2 separate regions of the Homo sapiens genome follow, and region 1 is linked to region 2. Evidence: read pairs that join two places in POLR2A ChIA-PET (ENCODE). Cell type or tissue: PC-9. All regions are shown on one strand. Each heading gives the region's core, and the rest is flanking DNA. Links, peaks and the distances in the headings are about the cores only.

Evidence for each region. Peaks named below come from ENCODE experiments on the same cell type or tissue, not always from the same donor. Only the 100,000 strongest peaks of a DNase experiment are listed, where the experiment ranks them.
Region 1: POLR2A ChIA-PET joins it to region 2 with 6 read pairs; 4 of 35 experiments call an interaction of 5 or more read pairs at or near these places.

What each region holds. Positions count from the first base shown.
Region 1 is chr14:77,619,475-77,624,855 of GRCh38, reverse strand. No RefSeq gene overlaps it. Among named protein-coding and RNA genes, the nearest start is that of SPTLC2, 5.5 kb to the right of the region's middle. In PC-9, for the core only: no CTCF peak of the experiment used is centred there; DNase peaks (open chromatin) are centred at 1,365 and 2,175; H3K4me3 peaks cover 449 bases; H3K27ac peaks cover 2,526 bases.
Region 2 is chr14:77,513,656-77,519,036 of GRCh38, reverse strand. It overlaps SPTLC2 (serine palmitoyltransferase long chain base subunit 2), which reads left to right. Exons shown (of 12, transcript NM_004863.4): 11 at 870-999. Among named protein-coding and RNA genes, the nearest start is that of ISM2, 18 kb to the right of the region's middle. In PC-9, for the core only: no CTCF peak of the experiment used is centred there; no DNase peak of the experiment used is centred there.

The sequences.
Region 1 (5,381 bases), core at 283-5,282, 110 kb before region 2:
TGAGGCAGGAGAATCACTAGAACCCAGGAGGTGGAGGCTGCAGTGAGCCGAGACTGTGCCACTGCACTCCAGCCTGAGCAACTGAGTGAGATTTTGTCTGAAAGAAAAAAAAAAGTTCTTTCCCTGTCAACTCTTTTGGGCATCCCTGTTGCATTCCCATTGCCTATTCTAATTCCCATACTTTTTGGGACATTCATTGAAGGAAGCTGTCATGTGGCTTTAGAGTCATTGGGAGCATAAACAACAGAATAGTCTTCTTCTAGATATAGGTTAAAATGGCCCCCCAAGATATTAGGCACCAAAAATTATTGGTGTTGGAAGTGGTACACGATAGAGAAAAAATGTGAGAAAAAGTTAGCAAAATATTGAGGGTAGAGGAAGAACCCCAAAGACCATTTTAAAAGAAGTTATGTTGTCCATGAATATGTAACATTGCACAGTAAATATAAAGAAAGTGATGGCGACAATAGCTAAATCTTCTAAGGGTTCTATGATGAAGTGGAAAAGAATGACAGCTTTACCTTTCACCTATTCTGTTTAAATATGCAAATTCCATCACACCATTGAATGCGTATGTCACATTGCCTAGGAACATATGCAACTTCTTATTTATGTCTTCTTTTTTTAAAAAGGCAATTTTTTTTGTTTTTTTAATTGAGATATACTTCACATTCAGTACAATTCAATTTTCGCCATTCTGAGTTCACAATATATAATATTCAGAGTTGGTGGTGTGTTGTCTTATGAGTCCTTTATTGCTCCTTTTTTTTTTTTGAGACAGTCTCACTCTGTTGCCTAGGCTGGAGTGCAGTCACACCATCACAGCTCACTGCAACCTCTGCCTCCCCACTTCAAGTGATTCTCCTGCCTCAGCCTCCTTAGTAGCTGGGATTACAGGTGTGCGCCACCATGCCTGGCTAATTTTTTTTTTTTTAGTAGAGATGAGGTTTCACCATGTTGCCCAGGCTGGTCTTGAACTCCTGTCCTCAGGTGATCCACCCACCTTGGTGTCCCAAAGTGCTGGGATTACAGGCCTGAGCCACTGTGCCCCACCCTTTATTGCTCTCTTAGAGAGTTAATGCTCTGTCTGTATTTCTGTTTTTCTTATACAGCTACATATACAAAGAATGTTTATTAATGGCTTTAGGATAATGATTTGATGAAGATGAAGATATCAATCACTTAAATCAGTTAAATAAACACACAGAACAGACAGTTACCATAGGGAGGGATTAATTTGAGATAACTTTTGTAGGTCAGATTTGTGGAGGAGGGAGAGTCTAAATGCAGTCTTTCTTGTAATATCATCTGAAAATGTTGAGACTCTCCAAGGCATTCCCACTTCCTGCTTCTTACTGTTGTCATCATATTTAACATGATCAGTGCAATGGACATCTGTGGCTTATGCCTACTCAGCACCCTTTTTTCTGGCAACAGCACCCATCTTCTCCCAGAGGAAAACCAATAGTCTCCCCTTCTCTGAGCCTGTGGCTCAGAATTGGTGGAGTGGGTGGGCAGAAGATTCAGGCCTGGCCAATCAATTCAACAGTCACCTGATGCATGTGACCCAAGCTGGGCCAACAGAAGTCTACTTAGGAATCTCGAGAAGACTACAGAAAACAGGCAGTGTCTTTCAGCTGAAGTTTTAAAGCTGATTGAATGGAAGCTTGCCCACCACAAGCCATCTTTGCCATCACATGCTGGCAGCCTTTCTGGGAATAAAGCTAATTCAGAGGGACCCCAAGCCAGAGATGGAGACAGATTTCTTTTTTTTTTTTTTTTTGGAGATGGATTTCTGATGATATCGCTTGAGTACCTAGATCCAATCAGATCTACCCTTAGTTTTTGGTTATGTGAGTCAATAAATCATCTTTATGCTTAATTCAATTTAAATTCAGTTTCAAAACTTGCAACTCAGAGTCTTGGCTAACACCACCACCATTAATCTGCATCACCATCTCCTCTCCTCCCTCTTGAAGCCAGAAGTAAAAGTCCACTTGCTTCCTGGAGCAGAACCTGAAATGATTGCAACATTCAGCCAGGTGAGTGCCCAGAGGAAGTCCAGGGTGGCAGTGTGGGGTGTGGTGGAGGAAGCTCTCAGGTGCTTCTGGAGCAGAGGTAACTCAAGGGCAGAGACCTGCCATTGAGACATAAGCTCTGGCTGCCCATTCCTGGAGCACTCATCTGTATTATTGCAGAACTCCCATTGCAAACGCTTTGTTGGGTACAGATTAAAATCTCTACTAAGTGCTTAGCTGGCACCCTGGAGGTGTATAATCAGAAACCATCATTCCTCTTAAAGCTTCATGTTTGCATGCAAACATTCATTTAAATAGCTCAGGCCTCAGGGTCATAATGCAATTCTAAACTCTTGTCCCAGGACCTGCCCAGTTTTGTGGATGCAAATATTGCCACTGAAAATAGTCCAAAAACAGCATCCAAGATTTTCCACAAAAGTAGGATCAGAAACCCAGGGAGAGAATTAGTCTATTTCACTTACTCTATTAGATTAGGAATAATGAAAGGGGAAAGAGCAGACGCATTTCTTGTAAATCAAGACTGAAAGCTCTACAAGTGCAAATACCATGTTTCTTTCTATTTGTCATTGTATTTGCAGTACCCAACATGATGGCCAGCAAAAAATACTTGTGTGATTGGCCTAATAGATAAATGAATGAATGAAGCAAGAAAAGTTTGAAAAGGGAAGACCAGGCCAGGCATGGTGGCTCATGTTTGTAATCCCAACACTTTGGGAAGCCAAGGTGGGTGGATCACTTGAGGTCAGGAGTTCAAGACCAGCCTGGCCAGGATGGCAAAACCCCGTCTCTACTAAAAATACAAAAATTAGCTGGGCATGGTAGCATGCACCTGTAATTCCAGCTACTTGGGAGATACAAGAATCGCTCAAACCCAGAAGGCAGAGATTGCAGTGAGCTCAGATCACACCACTACACTCCAGCCTGGGCAACAGAGTGAAGTTCCATCTCAAAAAAGAAAAAAAAGAAAAGAAAGAAAGAAAAAGAAAAGGGAAGACCAAATGATGCTCTCAGAGTCAGGTTCAAATAATACCTCTGCATCATCTATCTCTGGTTTTTGTGCAAAAGCAGATTACTTCTGAAGGGCCCTTTCCATTCCATCTTGTGGTTCTTCTTTTTTTTCTTTTTTCTTGAGATGGGGTCTTGCTATGCTGCCCAGGCTGGTCTTGAACTCCTGCGCTCATGTGTTCCTCCTGCCTCAGCCTCCTGAAGAGCTAAGATTACATGTGCCTACCACAATACACAACTCTATCTTGTGATTCATCTGCAGCCTTGACTGATATAAAGGACATTGGCCATTTCTGCCTGCCCAGTGTCCATTCCCTTTTTCTATTAAGTCCCCCATTTCCCTTTGGGAAATCATCTCTTCTCATTTAACGTACTCTTCTTAAGAGGGTGTGTCTTGGTAAGCACCTCCCATCATGAAAGGTGAAGGACACTTTTTCCTTTTGTTTGCACCTTTTAGGACCAGTGCGACGTAAACTCAAACAAGCAGATATTCTCTCCAGTATTTGACTCTTGACCAAGTGACCCAACAATGGAAGGGGTAGTTAGAAGTCATTTATTTTGGCAGGGGTGTTGCTAAGAGAAAAAATTCAAAGAAATTAAATTTAGACCGGGCACAGTGGCTCGCGCCTGTAATCCTAGCACTTTAGGAGGCCTAGGTGGGTGGATCGCCTGAAATCAGGAGTTCAAGACCAGCCTGGCCAATGTGGTGAAACCCTGTCTCTATTAAAAATACAAAAATTAGCCAGGTGTGGCGGCGGGAGCCTGTAATCCCAGCTACTTGGGAGGCTAAGGCAGAAGAATCACTTGAACCCAAGAGGCAGAGGTTGCAGTGAGCCGACATCGTGCCATTGCGCTTCAGCCTGGGCAACAGGAGCGAAACTCCATCCTAAAAAAAAAAAAAAAAGAAAAGAAAAGAAAAGAAAAGAAAAAAAGAAATAAATTAAATTTAACAGAATTTAACTGAGCAAATAATGATCCTCAAATTGGGCAGCCCCCATCCAGAATCAGAAGGTTCAGAGAGATTCCAGCACTGTCACATGGTGAGACAGGATTTATGAATAGAAAAAGGAAAGCAACATACAGAAAACAGAAGTGAGACACAGAAACAGTTGGAATGGTTATAGCTTGGCATTTGCCTTATTTGAACACTGAACAGTTGGCTGCCTGTTGAGTGGTTGAAGTATGGCTTCTGTGATTGCCTGAGGCTTGGCTACTTGTTTGGGTTTTTTGTTTGTTTGTTTTTGTTTTTGAGACGGAGTTTTGCTCTTATTGCCCAGGCTGGAGTGCAATGGCGCGATCTCGGCTCACTGCAACCTCCACCTCGCGGGTTCAAGCGATTCTCCTGCCTCAGCCTCCCGCCCGCCACCACGCTGGATAATATTTTTGTATTTTTAGTAGAGATGGGGGTTTCACCATGTTCGCCAGTCTGGTCTCGAGCTCCTGACCTCAGGTGATCCGACCCCCTCGGCCTCCCAAAGTGCTGGGATTATAGGTGTGAGCCACTGCACCCGCCAGCCTCCTTCTTTAACATCCATTCTAAGCTATTGCTATTTGTCCTTTTCACTCCCGGGTTCTATCTCCTTGTAGTGAACACTGTTAGGGTTGTTCCTCCCTTCTCTGCTATGATTCTTCCTTGTCTATAACTGATTCCTCCCCTCCAGCAGTTTGACCTTGTGCTCTGGCCATTGCGATTGGTCAGATTTACCCATCCTCACCATAAGCTAGGCCAATCAGATTTCTTTTTCCTGAGAGTGTAGAAGTTTGACCTCATGAATATGAAAGTTGTAGGTTGTTGAGAGCTAAGCACCAGAAGTGGTTTGGTTAGGAGGAAGGAAGGTCTATAATTTTCTGCTGCTGAGGTTTAGGATTTTCCTGAGTGCCAACACTTCCCTGTCTTCAGGAGAGTTCCAATAAATTTACCTTTCTTGAATAAGTTTTTTAAAATTGGCTTATGTTATCTGCAACCAAAGAACCTCAATTAACACAGTCTCCATGTGATAGAAGGTTCCTTGGAGACAAGGCCAAAATTTTTTTTTTTTTTTTTTTTTGAGACAGAGTCTCTCTCTGTCACCCAGGCTAAAGTGCAGTGGCACAATCTCGGCTCACTGTAACCTCTGCCTCCCAAGTTCAAGCAAGTCTTGTGCCTCAGCCTCCAAGTAGCTGAGATTACAGGCATGTGCCACTACGCCCGGCTAATTTTTGTATTTTCTGGAGAGACGGGGTTTCACCATGTTGGTCAGGCTGGTCTCGAACTCCTGGCCTCACGTGATCCATCTACCTCGGCCTCCCAAAGTGCTGAGATTACAAGTGTGAGCCACCATGTCCAGCCAAGGCCAA
Region 2 (5,381 bases), core at 137-5,136:
ACAAAATTAACTAAAAGTTAGAATGTGTTATTTAGACAAGATACAGATGTGGAGTAAGGCCACAGGGCCTCCAATTTGGCTTACGATAGGGGTGGGGGATTGTTAAATACGAATTGTGTGGTCTGAGTAATCAGCTGAAGCCAGCGGGTGAACTGGCCTGACAGACACCAAAGGAAGCCCTGAATTCTGAAGCAGTGTTGTTCCCAAGACAATTAAAGAAACGTGTGATCTGGAGAGCTCATGCCAGTCAGCCATTCTGCTAGCAGAAAAGATGTGCCGTGTTACAGCAGATCCCCCACAGCTGCAGAATCCTCAGAATTTGCGGATTAATGTTAAACTGCCAAGCTTAACATTTCAAGGACCAGATTTTAATTAAATACAGGTTCATTTTGAAGCCTCTGAACCACTATTACATATCAGGGACACTTTTTTTTTTTTTTGAGACAGAGCCTTGCTCTGTTGCTCAGGCTGGAGTACAGTCGTGTGATCTTGCCTTACTACAGCTTCTGCCTCCAAGCTTCGAGAGATTCTCATGCCTCAGCCTCCTGAGTAGCTGGGACTACAGGTGCATGCCACCACACATAGCTAATTTTTTGTATTTTTGGTAGAGACGGGATTTCACCATGTTGCCCAGGCTGGTTATTTCAGTTTTGTGAAGGACACCATATAGGAGAAGACTGCTTTAGGATTGACTTTAAAAGTATTTGTGAGCTGTCAATTTTAACTTTAAAAGGAGTTAAAGGAAACTCCTATTAGAAGTCTCCAATGCCTGCATCACCAAAGAGTTGAAATCTTTGAGGACAGCAGGTCCTCTGTAATGAGTGCTTTTTCACTCCTCCTGGTTTCTGTTCTTGTTTTCCCCTTTGCAGCGCCTTTGGACGGGAGATGCTGAAGCGGAACATCGGTGTCGTTGTGGTTGGATTTCCTGCCACCCCAATTATTGAGTCCAGAGCCAGGTTTTGCCTGTCAGCAGCTCATACCAAAGAAATACTTGATACTGTAAGTAGGCACTTTCACCTTGATATAAATATGCCTTTTATTAAAAGGGCCTGTATATTAGATGAAATTCATAATATATTGATCTTGATGTTCTTGTGAGCACCTAAGACAGAGGGGGTGACAGTGCTACCAAAAACATTGGCATTTACAAAAAAACTGTCACCCACCACACCTGCATCATGAGAGCTCTGGAGAATTTTCCGGCTTTGTCTTGCTCTACTGTCTCCCTCACTATGGACTCTACAATTCTCTTTCCACTCTAGCTATTTCTACATTAAGCTTTCTCATATGTTGTTCTGTCTAAAATTTTCTCTCTTGAGCTTTCTCTCCCCTCTGCCTGGCTGACTGCCACTCATTCTTCACATCTCCATTTAAAGGAAAATTGCTCAGGGGCGCCCCACACCTTCTTGCTCTGTGTTCCCTTGGAATCCTGAGATTCTCCCTTACTAAATTCTTCACACCTATAATTATTTAATAGCAGTCTTCTCCATTAGATAAATATTGAGGATAGGAATAAGTCTGTTTTACTGATTCTATATCCCAGCACCCACCACACTGCCAGGCATCTAGTTGGGGATCATTATTACTAAGCTTAATTATTTATTATCTCAAGATATTCTCATCTCTATATATTCTCTTAATATGTTATTGTTGCAAGTCTAAGATTTCAGAGTTTAAATCATTATTGCCATCTGGGAGTTTATAAAGCTTTAGAACATGACATTTGCATAAAATTAGTTGCTAGAAATATCCATTAATGAGTTAGAGAGCTACTAATTTTTTTTTTCTTTTTTGAGAGAGAGTTTTGCCCTTGTTGCCCAGGCTGGAGTGCAATGGCGTGATCTCAGCTCACCACATCCTCTGCCTCCTGGGTTCAAGCAATTCTGCCTCAGCCCCCTGAGTAGCTGGGATTACAGGCATGCGCCACCATGCCCAGCTAGTTTTGTATTTTTAGTAGAGTCAGGGTTTCTCCATGTTGGTCAGGCTGGTCTCGAACTCCCGACCTCAGGTGATCCGCCTGCCTCAGCCTCCCAAAGTGCTGGGATTGCAGGCGTGAGCCACTGCCTGGCAAGAGCTACTAATCCTAAAGAACATTATGAATGCTTCTTTATAAAAGTTAATTATAACAATTTGATGGACATTTTGTATTCCTGAATAGCCGAAGACTTGACTTTTCTTCTCTGTTTCTACACAGCAAAATTTCTATGAGTATAAGTGTATTCCCTTTTAAAAAACAAAATTGTAGTAAGAACACTTAACATGAGATCTGTCCTCTTAACAAATTTTTCCATGTCGAATACAGTATTGTTAACTATAGGCACAGTGTTGTGAGCATATTCTTAATTACATTCTGACAATATCCAATTAGATTCAACTTTTTGATATTGTATCTTTTTTTTCTTTATTTTGATTATGCCTGTCAGATTTTTCCAATGGATTTTTCTCATTTCTCAGAAATTTTACTGGTGAATTTCTGTGATGATTTTTTTTAACCTAGAGATTTCAGCTTTTCTTTCCTTCCTACTCTATTGATGTTTTAAGAATTTTCTTTTTTCTTTCTCATGTTCACCTGTTAACTCAGAATTTCAATGTGCCTTTAAAAAAAAGTCTGTGTAACTATAACCAGTGTCTATGGCAGTAATCCATGCCTTCTGACCACAACTTTGACTTCTGAGAACTGTACACATTCATGAAAGAATTTAGATGTAACCAGGATATCTCCTTAGGATATCTAAGGAGATTTCTGTTGCCAACAAGTATGTTTGCCAACTGAGAGTTCTAATCCTTTTCATAAGATTCTCTTGAGGGATTGTTGGGCTTTGCCTCCCATTTAGTTTTTTAAAGCATAAAGTGCATTTTTTGAAACCATGGATTTGTTAAAGTCATTTTGTCTTATGATGTTTTATGGAACTAAACGTGTACTAGACCATTATGAGATACAAATTAATTTTCATTTAATAATGGGCCTCATGACATGATTCTGTATATAGAAAGTGCTGTAAAATACACACACACACATGCGCGCGCGCGCACACACACACACACACAGCTAGAGCTCATAAATGAATTCATCAAAGTTGCAGGGTAAAAGATCAGCACACAAAAAATTAGTGCTTTTATACACCAGCAATGAACAAATGAAAAGAAAATTTCTTTTACAATTTTCAAAAGAAGAAAATACCTAGTAATAAACTTAAGAAAGCCTTTCCTGGCTGGGTGCGGTGGCTCACACCTGTAATCCCAGCACTTTGGGAGGTCAGGCGTTTGAGATCAGCCTTGCCAACACAGTGAAACCTCATCTCTACTGAAAATACAAAAAATTAGCCAGGCATGGTGGGGGGCACCTGTAATCCCAGCTACTCGGGAGACTGAGGCGGAAGAACCACTTGAATCTGGGAGGCGGAGGTTGCAGTGAGCTGAGATCGCACCACTGCACTCCAGCCCGGGCGACAGTGCGAGACTCTGTCTCAAAAAAAAAAAAAAAAAAAAAAAAAGCCTTTCCCTTGTACACTGGCTAATTTACACTTGTACACTGTATTTTTAGATGTGTATATTGAAAACTATAAAACTTTGCTGAAAGAAATTACAGAAGACTTAAAGAAATGGAATGACATCCTGTGTTCATGGATTGGAAGATTTAATATTGTTAAGATGGCAGTATAGCAACCTACAGATCCTGTGTTCAGCATTTCTCAGAAAAAAATGGACTGGGAGACCCTAAGCCACTGGCCCTTTTTTGCAGAAATTAAAAGGCTGATCCTCAAATGTATATGGAACTGGCAGGGAATAGCTAAAATAGTACTGAAAAGGAAAAGCAAAGTGGGAGGACTCACACTTCTTAATTTTAAAACAAAGCTAATTACTACAAAGCTACAGTAATTACAACAGTCGAGTACTAGCATAAGGATAGACGTATAGACCAGTGAAGTAGAATTCAGAGTTCAGAAATAAAGCACAAGCATCTATGGCCAATTTGTTTTCAACAAGGGAGCCAAGACCAGTCAATGAGAAAAGAATAGTCTCTTCAACAAACAGTACTAGGTCAGCTGGATGCAGAAGAGTGAAGTTTTAACCCTACAGCATGGATAAACCTTGAAAACATTAGGCTAAATGAAAGAAGCCAAAACAAAGACTACATAACTTACAATTCCATTTATAAGAGATGTCCAGAACAGGCAAATCATAGGGTCAGAAAATAGATTGGTGGCAGCCAGCCTGAGAGGAGGGGGAGTGAGGATTGAGACAACGAGTATTGGGTTGCTTTTTAGGGTGATAAAAATACTCTAAAACTAGATAGTGACAAAAGTTGCACAACTCTGTGAATATACTTAGAAGCAATGAATTGTATACTTTAAAAGTGAATTTTGCTGAATGTGAATTGTATCTCAAAGCTATAATTTTGTTATTTTTTAAAATGGGAAGCGCAAGGATATTGGCTCAGGGGAGCGGCAGGATGGCTGTCCTAGAGGATTCGGTTACTCAGCTCTATAATGAATACATGTTTTTCTCCTAGAAACCCACCTTACCTGTGATCTAGAGGTTCTGTGTAGACTGTTAATGAATGGCGATGCATGTAATGGCTGCCTGTCCCTAACATACCCAAATACCCCACACAAGAGTCAGCACTCATTAGAATGTCATCTTATATTCACATGACACCGATTTGTCTGAAATATTTGGAGTGGGATCAAAGGAAATCTTGTAATCTAGATCCCCTTGGGCTACTGAGGATTTCTTTTTCTATCTAATGATTACTTTTCTACATTGATGAAAAAATTCTAGATTCTTCTAAAGTTTATAAATGTCCATTACTTTGTGATCTTAGTCATGTGCACTTTTGTCTTATTATTATTATTTTGAGGCAGGGTCTCAGTCACCCAGGCTGGAGTACAGTGGCATGATCTTGGCTCACTGCAGCCTCCATCTCCCAGCCTCAAGGGATCGTCCCACCTCAGCCTCCAGCATAGCTGGGACTATGCCTGCCAATTTTTTTTTCTTTTAAGAGACGAGGTCTTACTATGTTGCCCAGGCTGGTCTCAAACTCCTGGGTTCAAGCAGTCCGCCTGCCTTGGCCTCCCAAAGTGCTGTGATTACAGGCTTGAGCCACCGTGTTCAGCCTTGACTTTTTTTTTTTTTTTTTTGAGACAGAGTTTTGCTCTTGTTGCCCAGGCTGGAGGGCAATGGCATGAACTCAACTCACCGCAGCCTCCGCCCCCTGGGTTCAAGCGATTCTCCTGCCTCAGCCTCCCGAGTAGCTGGGATTACAGGCATGTGCCACCACGCCCAGCTAATTTTGTATTTTCAGTAGAGACAGGGTTTCTCCATGTTGGTCAGGCTGATCTCAAACTCCCGACCTCAGGTGATCTGCCCATCTCAGCCTC